3 separate regions of the Mus musculus genome follow, and regions 1 and 2 are each linked to region 3. The links are chromatin loops, found by intact Hi-C in ENCODE. Cell type or tissue: left cerebral cortex. All regions are shown on one strand.

Region 1 (8,000 bases), 75 kb after region 3:
CAAAAGAGAGCAAATGAGTATGATGTCTAAGATCAAATCCCAGGGCTCAAGTGCCAGACCCATATTCATTCATTCATTCATTCATTCAATATCCATTCATTCATTTTGGAGGTGGTTGTGGGTAGGGTCTTTATATATGCCTAAGCTTGCCTCAAATCCTAGCTCTTCCTCTCTCTACCTTCCAAAATGCTGGGATTATAGTCATGTGCCACAATTCCCAGCTAAAACCCCTAATCCTACCACCGCTCCCTAACTAGTCCCAGCAGTGTCTCAGCTGACTAGCAAAGGGCCACAATTTCCCAGTCTGCATCTCTCCAGTTCTGTCTTCCTCTTGCTGCTAGCAGATGCCTGAGCTACTACTACAAACGTCTTAGGTTCTGCTAAGACGTACTCAAATACCGGACGCAAGTGTAGTTCCACGGCAGTGTGGTGCATTCTATGAATATGGGAGAAAGATGCCCCTGTGGGTTACACTGTTAACTTAGTGTAAGGGAGTAAACAAATCCCTTCAGACAACTGGTAGATTAGGGTTACGGGAGAAGAAAAAAATAGGGAGCGTAGCAGACAAACTGTGCTGTCTGCCAATGTCTCCAAGGTCAGTCCCTAGCTGGACCATGCGGAGGCTGTGGAACGGGTGTAGAGGAGCGGTCCTCAGGACAGTGGGGCAGGGGTGGAATCACCTTTACCCAGAGGCATCTGCTCTGTCTGCCTCACACAAATCAGCAGCACCTGACCCACAAATCCCACTGAGGCCTGAGACAGAACTGAACTTGGTGAAAGGGGGCGGTCTCCCGTGGCTGACACCAGCCTTCCTGGGATCTCCTGTTAACTCTTTCGGGAATGAAGTGAACGTCAGAGTAAATCTCTCCTAGGGTGTCCTGAAAGGCTGGGGAGAAGCAGAATGGAGGAAGGAGAGAGAAAGGAATACACCTGCCCATCAAATTGGATGAGGTACCTGCTTCAGGTCCCTTGCAGGGATGAAGGGTGGAGATCTGAGCGTAGAAGAGAGAGTCACATGAACCAGTTACTCATAATTGTCCTAAATGAAACCTGAAGGACACTTGAGCCCAGGGAATACATTTCCGAGGCTACATTTCCAAACAGCCACTTTCCCCATTCTGAATAAACAGAGGGACACTGTGACTTAATCTTGACAACTTTCAGGGATGTTCCAGGCTGCTTCAAACCTACAGACACCCTGTCCCCGAGGACAGCTGAGATATGCAAACATCCACAAAGAGAAAGACAGCGTTTACCAAAACACCTAACCCAATACATGTGCTTATTTGATTTCCCCGAAACCACAAAATTAAATTTTAAAACTGAAAACAAAAACAAAACAAAACAAAACGAGACAGTTCCCTGATAAAAATTTTAATATGTTTTCAATCCTATTTCTGGGCACAATTTTCTTTAACAGAAAAAAAATATCTGCACAAAAGGGTGAGATCAAAGCAGGTTGGCAAAGAGATTACGTATTGACATGTTTATTATGAGAAGGATGCTGAGGTGAAGGGGGGGGGGGGGGGCGGTGCACGGACATCCAGAGTAGAGGAAGTCTCTCCTTTGCCAGGGGAGTCACACTGAGCATGGAAAGAGCCCTCCACATCACAGTGGCTCAGTGACAGAAGTCCTGGCTGGCCAGCTGAGAAGAGAGAAAACTGCTAGACACATGGTGCCATCCAGGTTCCTAGCTGAAGCCATCGTGTTCAATTCGACAAAATGACAACTAACAAATTTAATTTCCTGAGCATCCGTCAGGCCCTTCACACACAAGCAAGCGCTTGGCTCCGCAACGAGTTAATCAGCCACGTTCCAGTGATTACCTACTCCAAAATGGATCGGAACAGAGGTTCAGGGTCCTGGGGTTTGAGCCCACGAGGACCCAGGTGAAGCTACAATGAGAGTGGTTTGAGTTTTGTCAATTACTCTCCAGCTCCTATACTCTTTTTTTTTTTTTTTTTTTGTTAAGCTTAAGTTGTTATTTTAATGATCTCTGTTCCAAATGAGGAAATACAAGGAAGAAGAATGAGGAGGAGGAGAGAGAGAGAGAAAGCAGTGCTCCAGTGTGTCCCACTTGTACTTTTCAAAGCTCCCTCTGCTCCGTCCCCCACCCAGCCCTTCCCTCTGTGCATGAGTCACCACAGGGAGCTGTTTTAAAATGCCTGGCTTTAATGTTCTCTATCATGATAGGCAGCAACAGATCACAGATTGGCATAAAGTGAAGGGGGACCCTGAGTTCTGCTCCTGGTTTCTGGCCCAAGACACCCCTCAGACTCAAAAACTTACCTAGCTTATTGCTGTGTGCATTTAAGAAAAGGAAGTGAAGCTATCGGCAATCAGGTCACTATCTCAATTCTAGATACTGACCCCATGGCCTCTGTGGAGTCACATGCCTTACACCCTGGGGTGGGGGTAGGGGGCAGGGAAGGCCTTTAAATCTGCCCCCAACAGCCTAGAAAAGTGGAGCTGGAGCTCCACTCAGGGACCTTGGATAGTAGGAGCCATGCTATACAGAGCTTGGGGCGTATCTTGCTGCTTCTAACTAACGTGTGTACATCCTAACCAACTGTAACCACGGACAGCTAGACAGACAGCTATTTCTCCAACCATTGGGAGTAGAACTTCCATAATCACAGCTCCCACCCAAAAACAGTTTTCTAAGGATGCGAAGGAGAACCTGTTGTGTGTGGTAGTGAAGAAAATAGGGCTCGTAAGCAGGAATGACTCACGGAGCAGAAGAATCAAAGGCTGTCACACCTCAGAGGCCGGGATGGGGTTGGGGGGGGGGGGATAAGTGTCACAGGGGTGTGTGAGGCACTGCTGAGAACCTCTTCCAGAACAATCTTATCAGAACTCCCACAACGGTTTAAGTCTGGGACAGAAATCGAACGGAGGAAATGCACCTGAACCCCGGGCATGCGCCAAATGCCAAGGACTTGTGATATCACCTGGAGACTGGAAACTCCAGAGGATGTCACGGGTATGTCACACCACTGCATGCCTTATGTCGACAGGCACAAAACCGGGGAACTACCTGTGTGTTAAAGCAGGGAGTCCAAGGCCACGTCCGTCACCTTCACCCCCACTGGGGACAGCCACTTTCTCAGTGGCCACTTACCTTGCACTGCCCTGTAGCAAAAGTTGACAGAGAGGATTGACCTCAGTCTCCAGGGTGGGAAGTGTGTCTCGGTGCAAGCGAGTCCCTTGTAGTCCCAACAATGTGGAATGTTAAAGAACCAACCAAGGGCCACGGTGAGCGTTTCTACTTGAAGATCAACTATCAGAAGCAGTGTGGACAGAGACTGCAGCACCATCTACCTGAACAGATGCACCTGAGCACCTAAGCTGACTAGCAGCCAGTGGCTTCCCCTCCCACCAGCCTCTCTTTCAGAGTGGCCAGGACCTCAGACCTGGGCCTCTCTTTGATGGGAGTGTAAAGCACCCCGGGATAAAATTCAGCTCCATCCCTGATGTTTTTCGGGACACAACAAATCAAGAAAGTGTTCCAGGGTGTTCAGGAGCTGATCAAGGAAGTACTTTCTTTGTCAACGGCAAGGGTTTCTTTTTCACTAAGTTGGGTGATGCGCAGATAGATGCTCACAGGGTCAAACAGGACAGGCTCCTACACCCTACGACATTTCTGTTTTCACCAGTGAAGACCGATGGAGATGGAGAGGGCAAAAGTAGCCCAGGAGAAGCTGAGAAAAGTTTGAGGACGGACAGGAATTGAAGGTCACAGTAGTTTGAGCAAGGCAGGTCAAGGTATAGCGGATAGGGCAGACCCGATGGCAGAAAATCCAATCAAACCAAGCTTGCTTCTGGAGCCAGCTCATGGATATGGTCACAGCATCATTCTGGCCCAGGAAGCGGCCAATCCGGGGTCCAGCCTCATCACCCAGCAAACCTAAGTCTACACATAACCCTGCAGGTCCTCTAGCCCCAAATCAGACCCATTTCCATGAACCTGAGCGCAGCTAATTAAGAGTAGTAAACAAGCCTTGCTCTTGGCGGTGCAGAAGTTTTCCCAAATTGTAGGTTTGTTTTCCTCCCAACAAAAGACAGTGGGTCTCCGCCTTGGCCACCTTTCCTCCCCTTAAACTTTTCTCTTCTCTCTGCAATCCTCCACCTGTGCTAACTGCAAGCCCGAGCGAAAACAGAGCGGAAGCAGCCCCCTCTCCCGGGACACAGATAAAGGTACCTTCTCCGAGAAGCAGAGGGGCTGTCGTCCGGAGGCTCGCCGCCCGGCGGAGCGCAGGAAGACACTGCCGGGATGGAGCACGCTGAGGATGCTGCGTTCCTGTCTCTGCGACCAGACCTTTCAGCAGCTCGGACCAACTGTGCTAGCGATGCACTTAGCAATTATCTGCTGGCGCCGACGCCCCGCCTCCTGCTCTTGTGATTGGCTCTCCAGTCCCGGGCAGGACTGCATTGGTCTCGGCCGACCTCACTCATTGCTTTGGCTTCTACTATTATCTAAGCCATCAAAGGAAATAATTCCATGTTTCATTGACAACCTGTAAGGTTCTCCTCCCGCCAGGTGTCGAGGGGGGAGGGGGGGCAGAACTGGGAGTCCAGAGAAGGGAGGGGAGGACAGTCGAAAAAGGTGGGGGTGGGCGAGAAAGAGACCGGGGTGGGAGGTGCGAGGAGAAAGAGAGAGAGGAAGAGAGAGAGAGAGAGAGAGAGAGAGAGAGAGAGAGAGAGAGAGAGAGAGAGAATATGAACTGAGGTTCTTAGTCCAGCATTTTAACTTCCACAAAACAAAGCCCATTGCAACAATTATCTGGCCTTATTTCCTCATTTCTCCCCCTTGTTGATAAATATTCCTGAGGCTTGTGGGAATCATAATGGGGGGTTTCTGTTAGTGTCAGAAGGCTCCAGAAAGCAGAACAAGGTTCAGGGCTGAAAAAACAGAACGATGCTTTTACACCTTGGAGGTCATCTGAAGGTCATTTCAAATTGTTCAGGGGGCATATTATATGCTTTGTCTTGTTCGTGTGCCTAATCCTTTTCCCTAAAGGTCGACAAACTGCCCCAACCCGAGGTCCCAAGTTCCCTTGGAACTCTACCTGAGGTCTGGAAGGAGCTGTTTCCAAAGTCCACAAAAGTCTGGGATGTCTCACCAGGGGTCACCAGGGGAGGCCCAAATGAGCAGGCACGTTGGATCTAAGCACCTGCCATGAGCCTGGTGTTTGTTTGTTTGTTTGTTTCATTATTCTATCCTACTTCCTTCTGTTAATTGCAGTCTCACAAATTATCAGCCAAAAGGGAAGGAGGAGAAGGAAGAGAAGGAGGAAGAGAAGGAAGAAGGAGGAGGGAGGAGGAGGATGGAGGAGGAGGAGGAGGAGGAGGAGGAGGAGGAGGAGGAGGAGAAGGAGAAGAAGAAGAAGAAGAAGAAGAAGAAGAAGAAGAAGAAGAAGAAGAAGAAGAAGAAGAAGAAGAAGAAGAAGAAGAAGAAGAAGAAGAAGAAGAAAGAGCCGACCTTCCTCCTACATCTGGTAAATGTTCAGCTTCACTCTCAGAAGTAAGAAGGGTTTTACTCTTTTCCACTTTCACGTCTGTTCACCGTGTAGAAAGATGTGATATAGACTCTGTTATGAAAAATGATTAAGGAGAACCTCTGAAAGAAAAGTCTTAGAAAATCTAGTTTCAAGGCAGAGGGCAGCTCATGGGCAGAGCTTAGCAATACCTGCCCGCTGTGTGCAAGGCTCTGAGCAGCTCATGGGCAGAGCATGTACCTGCATGCTGTGTGCTAGGCTCTTGATTTGCTTCTGGGAACTGTTTATTAAATTAATTCAAAGGAAAAGAAAAAAAGTCAAGTTCCAGGTATAAGAGCCAGCCCTTTGGGCTTCTCAAGCTGGGATTCTACCTCTTTGGAAAGGACGCATCCAGTTCTGCCCTGTCCCGACATGTTCTGGGCTCTGATCAGCTGCCATCCTGCTGTCCTCCTCAGCCTGGGCAGCAAGCTGAATAGTGTCTTCCACCTGGTGGTGTGACATCTAGCTCACACATGCATGCTGGTGCCCTAAATACTGAACTCTGGGAGGATAGAGATGCTATTAAAGCAGGCTAAGGAAATGGTCTAGTATACCTCCCTTCTTGTAGCGATGTGTAAGGGTGTGATTGGCACACTCTTTGCACACACAGTCCTCTCCGGACAATGCACCTAGCAACCTCAGAATCCCCTGAGCCCTTCATCCACACCAGGCCATGTAATGATAGTATGAGTTTCCCCACTCCTGGTAACAATCATGAATAGACAGTTTCTAATCAAGTGTATTCCCAACAAATCTGAGTGTGAAGAATAGAAGGGCCAATCCAGCCTGAACTAGCTGTGTTAGAGAGAATCCCCTATTTACCATCTTTATGTTTATGCATATGATTAAAATCACATGCATATGCAAAGAGACAAACAAAATAGAGAAAAGGCTGTGCAGCCTACCCATCAATCTAAGCAGAGAAAGACTTTAACTACATCCTTTAGTCATCAACCCTCTTTCCTTCCACCCCAAAGGAGCAGACCTCAGGCTCCAGCTTAAAGCTCTTGAGAATTTTCCCTTTCCATGGTCTACTGTCAACCTTGCCAATGCATGTATCTTTAATCTGCAGTGTTTATCTCCACATAAAATTATCTCACTTGCTTCTGCAAATCTGCATGGCTTCATTTTCAGTCCTTTCAATAAGAAGAGACCAAGAATCTAGAAATATCCAGTCCAGGCCTTGGCCTCCATTAGCAGCATCTTGTATGTGTTTACAACTGAAACTCACAGACAGAGATACCCAGTGAGGAGCTGACTACTAGAATCCAGTGCAACACGTAAGTGTGCAGTGCTGAGCCTCACAGAACCCTCGCCCTTAATAGGCTGAGAGGGGAGAGGCCACTTCAGAGTCCTAGAGCTGAAAAGTCGGAATGAAGACTGTGAACTTTCACAGCTTGTGAGATGATGCCAGGCCTGGGCCCCTCTAGCTTCTCCTTCATTCGGTATCGACACTGGCAACAGAGACAGAGATATAGCTCCATCCTGTCCCATACAAAAGCATGAGAAGTCCCCTTATTTCAGTTAAAATCAGATCCTTGGCTTCGACTCACAGAAGGAGTTCAGAAACAACCAGGATAAAGCAGGGTGGTGGCTTATTAAAAGATGTGTTCCTATAGATTTAAAAAAGAAAGTGAAAAAGAAGGAGAAATTTAGGAAGAAAGGGAGATGCAGCTGAAGGGATGGGTGTGGGCTTCTCTTAGAGAGTCTTGCTTCCTTGTGTTTACAATAGTCCCATATAGGATTTTGGTTCGGTCTTGAAACTTTTATCTTCAGAGAACCTGTTCTATTTTTGCTTTCTGCTCCTGTGATATACATCATGGCCAAAAAAGCAACTTAGGAAAGAAAGACTTATATTACTGGGGTAGCCCACAACTAATGGACATCAAGTCAGGAGATCAAGGAAACAGGACTGAAGCTGAGAACATGGAGGTATGCGGCCTACTGGATCACTCTCTCTGACTCAAGATTAGCCTGCTGCCAATACAACACAGGACTACCAAGGATGATACAGCACACAGAGGGCAGGGCCTCCTACACGAATTAGCAACTAAGAAAATGCCCACACACATGCCAAAAGACCAGCCTTATCTAGCCAACTCCCCAACTGAGATTCCTGTAAATAATCCTGGTCTGAGAGCTAAAGCTAACTAGGACAATCCACACACTGTCAGCTTGATACCAACATGTCCCTTTAAGTCCTCACCTTTCGGTTTTTGTCCCCCCAAATAAGCCTTAAACATTCCACGGTCTTTAAATTAATAACACTTTAAAATTTCTAAGTTTCTTTTCTGTGGGTTCCTATAAGATTTTAGAAAGAAAGAAAGGAAGGAAGGAAGGAAGGAAGGAAGGAAGGAAGGAAGGAAAGAAAGAAAGAAAGAAAGAAAGAAAGAAAGAAAGAAAGAGAAAAAAGGAAAAAAAACAAGTTACATATTGTCTTATTCCTAGAGGGAAGAGCCAAGA
Region 2 (8,000 bases), 62 kb after region 3:
TCTTCAGGGAGAGATGTCTCACTTGGAGCGCATGCCTGAGACTGCACATCCTCAGAAAAATCACTGCTTGTGTAGGACTCTGTTGTGTAGCCTGTCCCATTGGTACACTTAACCTAGTACATTACAAACGGCTTTCCTGGGCCACCCCCACGCAGGCACAGGTGTGCTAGGTGAAGCACATCTGTGGCGTAACTCTAGCTAGAGGGGAAGGACTGTTTGTTTCCTGGGAGACGCCAGCTCTAGTCTATTGTCTCTGCCTGAGTGCTCTCCCACTGTACCCTGCATCTCCAGCCCCCGTGTTCTATTAGCACTGTGTAGGCAGGGCTGCTTTCTTGTTTTACAAAACCTCTTCCTAGCTTCCAGTGACAACCTACAGGAGAGGCAGCAGTGGATCCCAATATAATGAGGCTTTAGCCATGGCGAGCGTGCTAACACGTTGGGACGAGCATATCTGTGGCTTCAGGAAATAAATGGATTTCTGGACGGAGAGCAACTGGGAAGCAGCTGTGCCCTGTTCTCTGTACTCAGTGCTCATCCCAAATGCTTGTCTGTATTCTCAAAATGTTATTTCTTCCAAGAAGTTCAGGGAGGAGTAAGAGCTATGTCCACCCAAAACCAGGTTTGTAAGGCATCAGTGCCAGGGATGATCCACAAACAAGGCAAGATCATGAGGCCACGGGCTCTCATTCTCCTTCTGTCACTGTGTTATAACTGATCAATAAGGGCCTGCCACAAAATATCTGGAAACTACGAGAAAGAAGCAAACGAAAATCTCCCATAATCTCAGGTCCAAGACAGAGGTCTGTTCACACAGCTGTCTGAGCAACATCGTTGCCAGTTCTGGGCTGTTCACCTGCAGCTTCACCAGCTCATGTCACTGATGTCTCCCCAGTAATTTCACAGGGTGGCAAGCTAGTGTATGGATGCGCTACAATATCTACAACTGGCTAGCGGTCCTACACCAGGGTGTGTTCTACTTACATTCTGGTACTGTGATAAACCTCTCTGGCCAAAACCAACTTAGGGAAAAGGGGATTTATTCGGCTTATACTTGCAAGTCATAGAGCACCACAGAGTGAATTCGAGGCAGGAACTCAAGTTCAGAAACTAAAGGAAGGAGCATAGTGGAGCCCTGCTTGAAGTTCACTCTTACATCGTCCAGGGCCCCCTGCAAGAGAATTGGTGATGCGCATCCTGTGAGCTGGGTCCTCCTGTGTCAGTTAACAAACTAAGACAATATTTCACAGACTTGCCCACAGGCTGATATCTTCCTCCACTAAAGTTTCTCCTCTCAGATGGCTCTAGGCTGTGTCATATCCACAGTTAAGGCTACCTAGGACTGGGAGCTTGAATAGTTTTTCAGAACATCATAAAAGACTTCAATGAGCAATATCACACACATATACTTTCCCACTTTTCTGATGATTTTCTTAGGACAGAAACCCGGAAGCAAGTTAAAAGGTACATAAATCCTCAAAACCCAGACTTTCGAGAAGACTGGCCCTGCTGTAGCTCTGAGACACTGAGTAATGTCTTTCTTAACCTTCAATGATTTTACAGCTTGCAAAGTTTCATCCTGTTTCCATCTTAATTAGCATCTTCATTATTGTTACTATCGGAGTTACCACTGGTAATAGTACATGATTGGAATTACCCTTGCTCTCCACCACACAGCGCCCACTGTGAGGTAACCTCTGCCCCAACACACATCGTTACTCCAAAAATTAATGGTTGCCAATAGAGTGCTTCAACCCATTTCTGAGCCCCTCCTTCCCCCACCAAGCCTATCTGCCCCAGGGTAGCACCAAACTGACCACTGATGCAGTCACACATTTCCAAATGCTTTCAGGGGTTCCTCTCGACTACACTCCATCTAGCTTCCCTGTAGAAAAACGGCCCTCCTGCATTTTAGATGCTTTGATGCCACTCTGTGAGGAGATCTGCACGTCTCCCGACTCTCTCCAAACCACAATACATCTCTCTGCAACCGTTACGCGGCAGCGTCTTCTCTAAACATGGAGAGAATTTGAAACAGCCTTGGCTAACCCCTCTTGGGATGACAAGCACCCTGAAGTTTTGACAGCCTCCGTGGGAAAATATCAGTGAAGTCAAATGAGGCCCAGACAGACAAGCTACTTTGAAAACGCAGTCCTTGTGAGGTGCTATTCTACAAGTACATCTATCCTTTCCAGGAGGAGGGAGAGTGACAACCCATGTATTCTCTTTACATGCAGATGGGAGCAACACATACCAGCCTTAGTGACTGTTGGATGCTGAGTGCATCAGCATCCCGCCACTGTCATTCATTATCTCCTCCTCTTGGAGACCTGAGGAAGCATTCCACAGCTACCTCAGTTCAAAGGTCAAAAATACCTCGAAGGAGAAGAGACACAAAAGCCACACTTCTGGTAGAGTCACACACAGCCAGGCACTGATCACTAAACACAGGCCAGGAGTGGAGGCATGCCGCTACACCTAAGTCACACTTGCTCGTCCCTGTGTACTGTACAAGATCCAATCCGCAGCAATTTGAACCATCCCAGTGCCAGCCTCTCAGGTCACTGTGCATCTCACAGCCAATCATTTGCTTTCTGCAGCTCAAGTTAGGGAGATAGACAGGATTTTTCCAAGAAATCATTTGACCGCTATGAGAAATCTATTTTCTCCTGCACTAAGCATTGCGGGAATTTCGGTCACCTATACCTTCTCTCGGTATTGCAGTCCCTGCAGCAGAAGGGCTTCCAGGTTCTCATTGTAAAGATGCTGTGCTATTTGGCAGTGTCACTCAGATCCCCTCTGGTAACCCTTCTTCCAAAACCCACAACTGACACCAGCCCACTACCCTGTCCCATCCAGAGAGCTATCTGCCACCCTTAGTAGCTTGCCTTAGACCCTGAGTACTTAAGGCTAAGCCCTTCACATCTGACACTCCAGCCAATCTTAACCTCAAACCTCTAAGACCCAATCTAGGCACTTGAAAGCAGATAAAATTGGATTTAGGGACTGGAGAGATAGCTTGGAAGTCAGGTGCACGTTGCACGTCTGACTTCCCAGAGCACTGCATGTACATAGTACACACACATGCCAAACAGCCATACACACAAAACTTAAATAAACCTAAAGGGAAATTTTAACTGGGTTTCGAAAAAGCCATATGGACTTTGAGTCAGGTATGTGGGGTTATTTAGGGTTAAAATGAAGTCTCTGAGCTTTGTTATTTTGAGCTATAACTAGCTAAAAAAAAAAAGATACTTCTGAAATAAGATCTGGAGGGATAACGGGCAAGCCTTCTTCCTTGGTCAGTTATAAACTTTAAACTCATTACCTCTGTCTCTCCCTCAGTGACCTCAGTTGTGAGCTTCAAATGCAGCCTATTCCATCCTTGGTAATCTAAGATGACACCACACACACACACACACGCAGGCAAGCAGAGCCAGCCTCATGTCCATGCCCCGCTCCATACATGGCCACCCCTCTCCATGGTACTCATGGAACAACCCCACTGCTGGCACTCTTTCACAGACTCCCAGAGCTATCCCTCACCCCATAACAGCACCAGCCACCACAAAGTCCCAGGCCAGCTATTCTGCTGAGTACCTGACCTTAGGTGTCTCCACTTCAAACCCATCACCTTCCTTCCCCACACCCCTCCTTCTCTCTAAGGTGGCTCCACCCATGTCTGAGGAGAGCTGGCCACACCTCTAGACGGGTAACTTCATTCCTTTAAATGCATCTCTACAAAGGCTACCTCAGCAGTCAGCTCTGGGCCTCCGGGAATCTGTAAGAGTCCCTGAACATGCTCAGTTTGGCCTTATTAATTCTGTCATTACTCTTCAGAATTTGCAAGGCATCTGCTGTAGTGAAAAGTTCAAGTGGTGGTAGTATATACACACGTGCACACACACACACACACACATATATATACTTGCACACATGCACACACATGCATGCATGCACATATGTATGCACACATTTTAATTTTAACTTCAGACAACTAAAACAATACTCTGCCGTTGTCTGCAGCCCTCCTTCACTGCATTGAGAGCCTCTGTCTCTATGGCCTACCATGCCCAGGGCTTTTACCTCTTCCTGCAAGTCTTCATCCTATTTTCTGCAAATCTGGTAAAATAAAGCAACCAAAAGAGTCCCCATACAACACACCACCTACCACACCCATCAGAGAGCTCCTCCCACCTCCCCATCAGTATGAAAGATCTGCCCTTGCTAGCCTCACACCACTGTAGGATCTGGCCTCAGGCCCCTACATCACTTGCATCTGCCTACCAAGGGCCTGTTGGGTTTCCTATTTCCAAAGCAGACATGCAGACTTAGACCTCCACACAGTCCTGCCCTTACCATTACATCTCTTTGCATCTCTTGAGGACACCACTCTATCTAGGAGTTGTTTATTTCCCTTGAATCCACTCCAACCAAAGTACCCTCATCAGGGTAGCAGCAGACGCCACTGAACCACTGCTTAGCTCTCGGCCCCACCTCTTGCAGCAGCAATGTCTGAAGCAGAGCAGATCTGCTTCTTTAGAAAGAGTCACTACCTTGAGTTCCTAAGGCAGAGCCCTGCCCCCCTCCCCCAACCTCACCCCTTTCTCATTGCTACTTCCTCTCTTTCCTGTTTCCAGGATAAATTCTCAATGTCTTACACCCAAGGTCAGGAGATTCTGCCCTCCGGGTCAGGTGGATTTGCAGTGAAGTTCTGTTGTAACACAGCCTATCTTAATCATTTATAGCTGTCCGCCAAGGCTGCTTTGTGCTACACGAGTCAAGTTAAACAGTTGCAGGGAAGACAATACGGCCTGCAAAGCCTTAAGTATTTACTGTCTGGCACTTTAGGAAGTTTGCCAGCTACTCTTCCAGATCTATAAATACTGCCATTCTCAAAACTCCGTCTTTACCGCCTCTGTACCCACGCTCTCCTGAGTAAGCTAATCGGGAATGCGACCTTAAATGCCACTCATGACCCCGAAGTCCTTCTCTAGTCTAAACCTCTTCTTTGGACTCCAGACTCTCAACCCACCTTTGCAGTGGACATTTTGAGTGGATGTCTCATTCATCCTAACACAAACTCCTTGCTCCCTGTCCTGTCAGCACGCCCAGTCCTTGCCTCCCCTCTGTCCACAGCCCGATCCTCATTTCCTGCCCTGCCCCCTCTACCCTCATTTTTCATCCTGCAACCCAAACCATCCTCACTTCCAGTCCTCACTTTCTGCCTCAACAAGGACCCCCTCATCCTTGCTTTCTGTTCTTCAACCAATCCCTATCCTCATTTCTGTCCCGCCCCCATGCCCATCATCCTCCATCCCAATCCTCACTTCCTGTTCTGCCTCCAGTCCCACACCCTCCATTACATCCTCACTTCCTGTCCCGCCCCATGCCCACCATCCTCCATCCCATCCTCACTTCCTGTCCCACCCTCACGCCCACCATCCTCCATCTCATTCTTCACTTCCTGTCCCGCCCTCACGCCCACCATCCTCCATCCCATCCTCACTTCCTGTCCCGCCCCATGCCCACTATCCTCCATCCCATCCTCACTTCCTGTCCCGCCCTCACTCCCACCATCCTCCATCCCATCCTCACTTCCTCTCCCACCCCCACTCCCACCATCCTCCATCCCATCCTCACTTCCTGTCCCGCCCCCATGCCCATCATCACCCCTAACCACTCTACTTTGCACAGTCTTCTCTTTACAACCTGTCCTTCCACTCATCCCCTCCCCCTGGCATCCCCTTCCCCATTTGCTCCTTATATAGACCTTCTCACTTCCTTGGAAACCCTTATACCATATCATTGAGTGTTCTCTTTCACACCCAAAGTTCAGTTCATCAACTCATCCTGCCTGCTCTCTCTTCAAAGTATAACTAGATCTTGACCACTGCCAGTAAGCCCTCACCATCGTTAGTTAGGATCTTGCTCTCCTGGCTAGCCTCTGAGTACACATGGCCTGCTACAACGTACTCTCCGGGTGACAGTCAATGATGCTCTGATATCACAGATCATACACACGGCTCTCCTCGCAGCTATACAGAGTTTGAGAAGGCTGAGTCTGGCCTCTGGCCTTGCAGTTACTGCTGACATCCCAGTATCTTACTTAACCTTTGATGTCTTTCCTGACATGGACTGCCAGTCCTCAACATCCACATGGACCAGGTCCCCTGTGGCCTCTGAGAAGTGCTACTACAGGAACATTTCTTTGGGACACATCCTCCCCAAAGTCACACCCTGCTCCCCTGGCTGGCTGTATTTTTCTCCATGCCAACACCAGCCCTCAATCATATTTACCTGTGGTCTAGCCATCATCTTTCCACCTAGAATCTAATCTCAAAAAGGCCAGAACTCAGGCCAGTCTCATCCATTACTATATTCTTGCTTCTTAGAGAATGCTGCCTGTTCTCAAGATTTGGGATGTGACAGAGTGGATACTTAAATGTGCAAAGCTCTTGTCTCACATTTTAAAAAGCAGAAGGACATGGAAGAGAATTAAACTGTTTGCGCCATGAAAAATAAAAATCGAAAAACAGAGCTGTATCCTAGGGCTCACATGTCCAAGCCAGCCATCTTCCTTGGTGACCTGCCCCAGGGATGTGCTGAATCAAACCAGGCTCCCGTGACAAAATGACCGTACAGCCAGAATCCTTCTGCAGAGCCTCCTGGAGATCCGTGTGGCCACGGGGAGAAGGGGCTTCTATGGTGTGGACAGAAATGCAAAACCAGCCGTTTCAAATCCAAATGTTAGTCGGTTGGAATCCTGGCCAAAGGGCAGGAGAGAGCTAGCTGGACCTCAAGGGAACACAGGGTGGGCATTACCCTGGACATGTTCCATTAGTCAACTTCAGCTACAGCTCAAGCCTGTCTCCTCCCCTGTGAAATAAGGCACTCTCGCCAAATTTCTACCAATATAAAGCCAAAGGGCCATCCTGGATTTCTGTCTGTCTTTCCCATATGTAGCTCATCACACCTAAAAGTTTGCAACCTACCATATGAAAAGGGAGTCACCCTCAGGACTTTCCTACAGCAGAGACCCCCACTCTTATCTAAACATGCCTCTAGGGTGTACTTGCTGACCCAGTTTTAAAGGGTTTTATTTTTCTTATTGGCTAATAAATTTGAAAATCCTAAGTTCCCAACAGAAAGGGGGGACTCACTGATTAGCAGCCATTCCAACCCTCCCTTCTGTCTACCTGGACCATGACAGGGCAACTTCTTCTCAACAGGAACAAACCCAAGAACTTGGGAGAGGAAAATGGAAGCCATTCCCATCTCAGCCCATAGCTGCCTCAGTGTCTCCCTCCCTTCCCGTCGTCCTTCATTGCCAGGGTGTCCACAGCTCCTGAAGTAGCTCCCTCCCATTATTCCCCTCAGTGCCACACTGCCGCAGTGGACAAACCACACAGACTTTCTAAGAGAGCAAACCCTGTTAGGAAGGGAGACTTAACTTCAGTGCAGCTCACGACCCCCTTGGCAGTCAGAGATGTTCCTGATAACTCTGACTCCAGACACTTACTCCTTAGAGAACGGCCCTCCCTGAAGTCCTGCGACACTCCCTCTGTCCAGATTAGTCACATCCTTCCAAGTTCAACATTCATGACGTTTTTGTCTTCATGGACCTTCTGAGACCACTATTTCCCTCACTGATAATTCACCTACGTTTGGCTCCACACTGCAGAATTCAGCGAAAGATTCCCTGGCACCCAAAGTCATATATTCCGCTACTGGCTTCCCAAGCAGCTATGAGGGCTACATGGGATTCTAATTCACACCCCTCCTTTACCAAGGACGTACAGGTCCATGGGAAATTTTTGCTGCTGATAAGTCAGGTACCATGAGATGGCAGGATTCGGCTATTCTCACAATTCCATATCCATTCCCTATTGATCTCTTCCCCTGCAAAATGGGGAGAACACCTTGCCCACATCCGAAGCTTCCAAAGACAAAATACAACATACATTTGGGTCCTTATTAAAATAAATAGAGCAGCAAATTAC
Region 3 (8,000 bases):
GGCACTTATTAGACTCATATCATCGGATGAAAATCAAACATTGCTGGCTAAGCCTTGTAACCCAAGCTTCTTTATAAGTCACTACACCTGAAAACCCCTATCCCAGAGCTCTGCGTTCTTTAGACATCAGAATACACAATGCAGCACTCAGTGTCTTGGGATCCCAGTTCTCTGTGCTCCCCTCTGGGCTCTGCAGTCCTCCCTGGGACATAAGATAATCCCTCTTCACTCATCCTCTGCTGCTGATACAGGATCAAAGAACATCTCTCAGTCCTCCCATGCAAAAGATCACAATGCCCTTCTGGAATATTTGGGGTTTAAAACGTGCTTGTGATTGCAGGAGACTCCTACACTCTGATGAACATTTAGGGCACCGATCGCTGTAAAGGATACCTGAAGAGGAAGTGCCTTAACTCCTGCTGAGACCCAAGTTTCCCTGTGTGACTAGCAAGGAAGGGCCTTTGAGCCTGTCTTCACTTTTGTGTCTGACTGACACCCCCTCACAGAGAGAGCAAATTGTGATATGTATCCCTCACAGAGATAGCAAGGGAGGGAAGCCCACAGGGTTCCTGTGGTGGGAAGAACACATTAAAAATATTAATAAACATGGATAAATAAATAAATTTTATTTACCCAGGGCTGCAGAATAAATTCCCCAACCTTTACTCCCTAGTTCCAATAAACAGAGTCCAGACCTGGCTCACACTCTTCAGGCTTATGGTGTATGGTTCTGAAAACTCCCCAAGTCCCAGGAGCAAGGATCCTCAAGTGCCATAGCAGGACTGTGGTTGAGTGAGCAGGGTTCTCCTTACCTCATAATGGGCCACCCGCTGGGACTCGGATATCAGCTGTGCGCTGCACACCTTGCAGTAGCTATCTGTAAATAAATCCTGATCGATATCGGAGGACTTCATCAGGCTAAAGGAAAGTCAACAGAAAAAAAAAAAAAAGAAGAAGAAGAAAGGGAGTCGGTTACTCTGATGATAATGAGGAACACTAAATGTGTGAAAAGCCAGGGTCCCAATAGCTGGTGTGCTGATCAACAAAACAGATCTGTCCAACCCCCAATGTTACCATACCAACTAATCTCAATAATGAGGCGTTGATCATTTGCCTATGAAAATCCAACGGAGGTGCTAGAGCCTTAAAAGATAGACTCCATCTTTATTGTTTCTGCTTAAACAAACCAGATTTGTAGGTAGTGTTTTTCTGTGACAAAATAATTAACACGTGTGATATAGATGAACAAAGCTTCGCAAAGTACCCAATTCATGCAACAATAGGAAATAAGCCAAAAGCATTCTGATACATCCTCACCCTAGAGATAAGATGTGGGCTACAAATCTAAATTCAGAAGTGTGCAGACATGTATGCTCATAGCAGAGAACTTGTTTTTAAATATGTGTCATATACTTCCAGAAATGATAGGTCACTGTTTTGTAATAACTTTGTTTTAAAATGTTTCTATAATGGACATTTTTTTTTATCGAGTAACAATTTGTTGCAGAAGCTTTCTCTGCAGCCTAAAATGTGGTTTGAATTCAGTGGCTACACTTTAAAGCAATCACAGCTTGGAACCCAAGGAGATCTTCCCATGCATACTGCCTTCTATGTTTAGGGATTTCAAAATCCATTAAACCATCTTAACCACCTCAAACCACAACTGAATAAGTGGTAAATAAATGCACCCTCTACTTCCAACCTGCCGTGAGAATGTGGCCCAAGTCCTCATGCCTACAGAAGTGATGAGAGACAACAGATAAAGCCTGTGCCAGACTGCATCATAGACAGGCAAGAGAGTCTCCACCTGTGGGCCCACTGTGTGCATGATGGGTTCATCCTACTCTAACACCCTCGCCTTACCTTCTGGACTGTCCAAAACTTCAGTACTGTTCGGTGGTGTGACCTAAATGGTTCCCTTTTCCAAAGAAGCCAGTTCCACCACAGGATTGCTGCTGCCGTGTGGTGTGTGCGAATCACTCCACTTGCTAGGTTTTGGTTTAACTCACAAATATGGAGATTATAGTAGATGTTTTCACTTGTTGAAAAATTGCAGTAAATCAAAGAAGGCAATATCTTAAAAGTGCTAAATATGAAACTTTAATCATATTTTCAAATACCTGGAACAACCAATAATTATTGTAGACTAATGAGCCTTGGAGCTGATGGCGATCTGTACTTTCTGGAAGTATTTGTCCCTAGCAAATGGTTATTTAGCTTGAAGCCCACCTTTTGCTATAGGCTAACGTTTACTCCTCATCATACTCAATGCAATCTGTCTCAGGTCTGCTGCAATCTTCATGTCTTTTGGATTAAACACAAATCTACCCTGTTGTACTTTCCCCTCATTAATTCTGTCTTAGGCCCAACAGAGAATCTTCTGTTTTCACAAGATACCCACACTTGAACTTCTGAAGAAAAATCCTTTATGTCTTGTTCTCAGTCCTGCCCTTCCCCCATAACCTCGTGTCTTGTTTTCAGCATGGTCCATCTTCAAGAGCAGTACCAAGGAAGCAAAGAGGCCCCGGGAATGGTCTAACAGGGAAAAGCAGGCCCTACCAATAGTATAGCCTCGGTTGTAATCTTTATTCTCATCCCAGAATGAAAAATGGTGAAGATAACTTCTGAGTCCGGGGGAAGAAATGCAACAGAACATGAGAACTGTCTAATAGTAAGTGAGAACGTACGTCTTTAAGCCAAGTTCCTGTAAGTGGCTGCACTTAAGGATTATCATCTTCTCTGCTATTTTTAATAAAGAAGTGCATGAAGATAGATTCATGGGTGACCTGCTTAATAAGCATCTCTGCGCGCCCTGCACACTCCTTCCTCATCCTACGGCCAACTGCGGGAATCAGGCACCGTGAAAGGATGTTCAGGTGCAGGCTGGACTAAGCAGAGCGAGTGGGCGTCTGTGTCTCAGGGAAACAGCTGTGTGGCAGAAATAGCTTTAAAGGCAGAACACAGAATGTGTAGACTACCAAAAAAATCCCACAAGAAGAGAAAATATGGCTTTTCCCATCATCTTACGTAAGAATATTGATTTGAGCAAGTGTGCGTGCAATGGAACAGGCAATGAAGACCCTTGTGGGTCTGAGGCATGAGCGAAATACCTGAATACGGTAAGTGCTAGTGGGTGGCCACTGCTGGCCAAGCACCAGGCTGGCCCGAGTGAAGAATGCCTTCTGTGCAGGTCTCTCTAGACAAGGAGAAGATCCCATTCGTGACTCAAAGACTAGAATTCTTGAGATGGAAAGCTACCATCTGGTCCCCGCCTCTGGCTTATCTGAAGAGCTCTCAACTTCCCTGTCCTTCAGAACACAACAGGTAGGAAGAGAGAGAGAAAAGCAGAACAGACTCCCCTTCTTAGCCTTGTCCACTATGCCAGCTGGCCATGTCTCCTATAGCCATTGGGAGAGCAACAGAGCCATGGAGTCCTCCATAGGCAGAGCTACAATGTGAGGACTTCCCATCTGGAATGCATAAGGTCCTTGGGCATTCTGAGTAAAATGACAAGCATAATAGAATGGAAGCATCTAATTTCTTCTAACTGGAAAAAAAAAAAGTTTAATCTTTGCTGCTCAGCCAAGAGCACATATCAAAGGCACATCACAAAGCCATCACCAGGGACTCAAGTGACCTAAATTATTTCCAACATTCACCCAGAATGGTGCCATCCCCAGGAGACCCAGAGCAGAGGAGCAGGCCATATGTGAATCTGGTCGGATGACTTTGCTGTCCTAGGTTCATTCTAGGAGAACCAGGTATATGAAATTGACAGCACAACAGTATAAGAGTTGAATGCAGAATTGGGCAATACATATATATTCAAATTTCATATGAATTCAAAATTCAAATACATGAAATTTGAAAAGCAAGAGTGTGTGTGTGTCCCAGCAGCAGCCCCTCACTGTATATCCCTGGCTGGCCCAGAACTGTCTATGTAGACCAGGATTCCCTTAAATGTGCAAAGCATCTCTACCTCCCAGGTACCGGAATTAAAGGCATGTGCCACTATATAATAGTCACTGTGACACTACTGTGTGAGGAGCAGAGCAATGACAGTAGGCACAATCTTTGGTTCCAAATCCTCAAGGGGCAAGATAATGAGAAATACTGTGCACTAGCACACACACACACACACACACATACACACACACACACACACACACATACATACACACACACTCCAGTCTCTCAGAAAAAGAACTGAAAAAAAAAATTGGTAAAAAGTGCTAGCTTGCTTGAGATGACAAGATAGATTATCAGGGAACTCTCCAAGGAGGTTGGATGAAGACTGAATGATGGATAAGATAAGGATGGAGAGAAACACATCCAAACTCTAAATTGGTTTTTTCCCCTGGCGCGTGCACACACACACACACACACACACGCACACAAGACCTGCTTATCAATGGGCATAAGAATGCATGTGAGGGATTAACTGTGGACATTACAGAGTAAAATGGAAGCAAAGAGAGCTAAAAGATGGATGGAGGAGACCCAGAGGGATGGGGAGACTGTCAGGAGAACCTGACAACAGTCAAGTTCTAAGTGCATCTCAGGGGGCCCAGAGAGGCCTTTCCAGAGCTCTTGGATGCAGCTTTCTTCTGGCCTTCTTAACAGCAGGCTGAAACCATCATGGGCTCCACAAGAAGGACCAATACTGTTCTTTCCTCTCCATGAGTGACAGTGTGAAAAATCAAGGTGACTCAAGAGACCTTGAGAGCCCCGTGAGACTCCTGGGAGGAACAAGCCATTAGCTCCCACTCCAGTTTTGTGGCTCACCAGCCAGGTGTCCAGCCAGCTCAATGCTTTCTGTGCTCTGGTCTCTCCATGTGTGTAAAGGCAAGGGATGAGTCTCACCGGGATGCTGTAAGGATCAGTAGTAGGGTTGGTCAAACATCAGACCAGAGTGGCAGATGGCAGACCCTTAAGAAGTCAATATCCCGATCGTTGTTAGCAGTGTTACCAATTCTGAGGTGGTGCTTTGGGGTTAATACTGTAAATATTTAAGGAGAGAAATAAACAGAACCTCATTGGCAGCTGAGCAGGGATGAAGACCGACCCGGTGTGCTGAAATCATAGTTCCTTTTGACATTCTATGACCTGGACCATCCTCAGACAGCGAAGCACAACTGACAACCCCTCCTGCCAGCTTGGGGCCTGTGAAGACCCCACACTCCAGAAATGTCTACGGTCTATTTTTATCACTGGAAGTACCAAACCTCACTGGGGGAACTTGATTTGAATTTGTCTCCCCCTCTCCAATGTCTGTTCTTCCCCCCAGAGCCTGCTCCCTAGGGGCCACAGGAGGAAGCATACATACTTCAAGGTTTGGCAGCAAGCCATATGCACCAGCAATCTTAGTGCACATCTTATTGCTGTGGCTGATCCAAGATGTCTGAGTAGCCATGCTCCATTGGGGGTGGGGGGCATCAACCTCACCCCAGCTCTCTGAAGAAAGAAGCCCTGACGGTCTTCACTGTGTGGTCATCACTCTACCATTAGCTATGGAGGCCATCCAGGTGGTTAATAAGCCACCTTCCACCTACTTTCTCCTTTCAGTAGCCATTTAAGGCCAGGAATTAAGACTTGTGCCATTCCCAACCTAAGAGCCCCGCAGGTTTGGCTCAGGTCTGCACTGGACGGTTTGCAGGGGAAGGACACCTGGATGTTGGCTCTAAATTTACTTTTTATTCATAGTGCAGATGGATCTGAGTAAGACATTTTGGATTTTTATCAGAGACTTGGGAAACTTAGAAAACATACAGGGTTTGGGTTGGGGACTGGGGAAGGCGGGTATAGGGAGTGAGAAAGAAAGGTGACTGGCCCAGCACACCTTTTAGGGGATTGTTGTTTGTTTGCCTGCAATTATGATGAGGGCAGATGCAAATTTCAGACACAGCTGGCAGCTGTGAAATTATGTACATGTTTGCTTGGGCAGCTGTCCCAAATTTTGTATATTAGAACAAAAGTTTCTATGATTTATCACAACTAAAAGTAAATATTCTAAGTGAAGCCCACCTCTGTCATGCAGCTTCGGTCATGGGAACTTCGCCTTTAGAAGGTTACTCAAGACAGGAGCTGGGTGGCTTAGGAAGGGGCAAGGAAATGTGCTATGGCAGATGGCCTTACGGCCTCAGCCGTCAGTGTCGAGTTTTTCTTTCCATGATGGCCACAGGAAGACCTCACTTTCATAACATGCTCCTCCTGATACTTTGTGTAAAGATGCTTTTCAGTAAAGATTCTCTCAGGAGGGATGTGGCTGGGAGCTGGGAGGCAAGGTGCTGGAGTCCTTGCTCTCCAGGGAGCTTAGCTGTGTGACCTTGGGCAAGTCACCTAACCGCTCTGTGGTTCCATTTCCCTATTGTAAATGGGAGTAATACCTACCTCACAGGGTTGTTTGGGGGATTAATTAGAGAGGAAGTCCGTAAAGCATTTAAAAGGTTCTTAAAGAAGGCGCTATATAAATATAAAATAATATCTATTAAAGTTGAAAAAAAAGAGCCCTGCAGGTGTCACAGAGGCTGCTCTGTGATCTCTCCAAGTCCAGAGAGCCACCATGGCAGCTCCTCTAAGTGCATTCCTAACAGTACGTGATCCTTGCGAACTCTCCTGATCTGGAAGTAAAGATTTTGCCTGGGGCTTCCCCCTACACCAGCCCTTCGGAAAGCCTTATTTTCTCTGTGAAAACACTGAGACTTGGGGCTGACTAACTTGCCTGAAGGTTCCTGAGTCTCCAACATGACAGTCAGTGTTCCAGGCCAAGGATGAGTCTTCTGTCCACAGGGGCATCCCCTAGCTGGGCTGCCTTTCTCCGCTCTCTGTGTGCAGCTTAGTCTATGCCATGGTCCCTCTGTCCAGGACCATTAAAAAAAGTGTTTGAAAGCCCAGGACAGATGAGTTAAGGGGCCATTTCTGACCTCAGTGCCTAGACTTCCCTTTCTTGGCCTGATCAGAGCTATGACTTGCCACCATCTCATAGACGTTCTGCATCCATGTTTATATCCACAAGATTTCAGATATGGACACATGACAACCTTCAGATCAGGTACCCACTACTATTTTCAATTTAGCCTGACCCTTTGAGGAACTATGGCATTCCATGCCCAAGCCAACCAGGCCTTCTGATCCAGTCTGGCACCCTCACCCTCAACCCCACCCCCCACCCCCTCTCTCTGCCATATGCCCTTCCTGCCCACCATGAAATAACTAGGCTGCTCTCAGCATCTCTAGCCTCTGCTTCCCAGTATTCAACAGAGACAACCTGAGCTCTTATCTTCTGCAATGATCCCCTAAGAATGCTTTCAAATCAAATGCACCTTCCACATTTTACAATACCACCAAAGCAACTTACAAGTTTTTTGGTTTTGTTTTTTTCTGTTCTGGTTTATTGGTATTAAAACTATGCTCAGAAGCCAGGCGTGGTGGCTCACACCTTTAATCCCAGCACTTGGGAGGCAGAGGCAGACAGATTTCTGAGTTCGAGGCCAGCCTGGTCTACAAAGTGAGTTCCAGGACAGCCAGGGCTATACAGAGAAACCCTGTCTCAAAAAACAAAACAAAACAAAACAAAAAACAAAAAAAAACTATGCTCAGAAAGTCGGGGGGTGGGGGTGGGGGTTAGAATGAGGACTGGCCCATCTTCAAGACAAAACAAATAAGCTCTGGATTGTTCTGTTGTCCTTTTTGGCTTCTATCCCCTGACCCCTGATGCTATCTCCCATACTTTCTAGCTATGCCTGTTTTTCACCTCCTCCTCCTCCTTCTTCTTCCAGGTCTCTGTCACTAGAGCCTACTCCACTAGCTTACCTAGCAACAAAGACAAAAAGAATTGGAAGGCAGACCGGATGCTTCAAAATACAAGTCAACGTGCTCCTCTGTAACTCCTCAGGCACCCCAGAGCCTCTGATGATGGCTCTGTCCTGTCTCCACTGCATCTCCCTCCAAGCCAAGAGGATGATGCAGTGATGCAGGGCTGGTTGCCGTGGCAGCAGACT

What was found. Hi-C counts contacts between places; a loop is a spot of excess contacts. Peaks named below come from ENCODE experiments on the same cell type or tissue, not always from the same donor. Only the 100,000 strongest peaks of a DNase experiment are listed, where the experiment ranks them.
Region 1: it touches region 3 in a loop (2.1-fold over the local background); 2 of 42 quality-filtered maps call a loop at or near these places.
Region 2: it touches region 3 in a loop (2.5-fold over the local background); 2 of 42 quality-filtered maps call a loop at or near these places.

Annotation. Positions count from the first base shown.
Region 1 is chr8:23,666,003-23,674,002 of GRCm38, reverse strand. It overlaps Zmat4 (zinc finger, matrin type 4), which reads right to left and starts at 4,342. Exons shown (of 7, transcript NM_177086.4): 1 at 4,202-4,342. In left cerebral cortex, no CTCF peak of the experiment used is centred here; DNase peaks (open chromatin) are centred at 3,059, 3,401, 3,903, 4,370 and 5 more places; H3K4me3 peaks cover 4,107 bases; H3K27ac peaks cover 3,343 bases.
Region 2 is chr8:23,679,717-23,687,716 of GRCm38, reverse strand. All of the region lies in intron 1 of Zmat4 (zinc finger, matrin type 4), which reads right to left. Among named protein-coding and RNA genes, the nearest start is that of Zmat4, 14 kb to the right of the region's middle. In left cerebral cortex, no CTCF peak of the experiment used is centred here; DNase peaks (open chromatin) are centred at 416 and 4,884.
Region 3 is chr8:23,741,318-23,749,317 of GRCm38, reverse strand. Zmat4 (zinc finger, matrin type 4) reads right to left here. Exons shown (of 7, transcript NM_177086.4): 2 at 813-918. The coding sequence starts at 914. Among named protein-coding and RNA genes, the nearest start is that of Zmat4, 76 kb to the right of the region's middle. In left cerebral cortex, no CTCF peak of the experiment used is centred here; DNase peaks (open chromatin) are centred at 2,959 and 3,196; H3K27ac peaks cover 1,829 bases.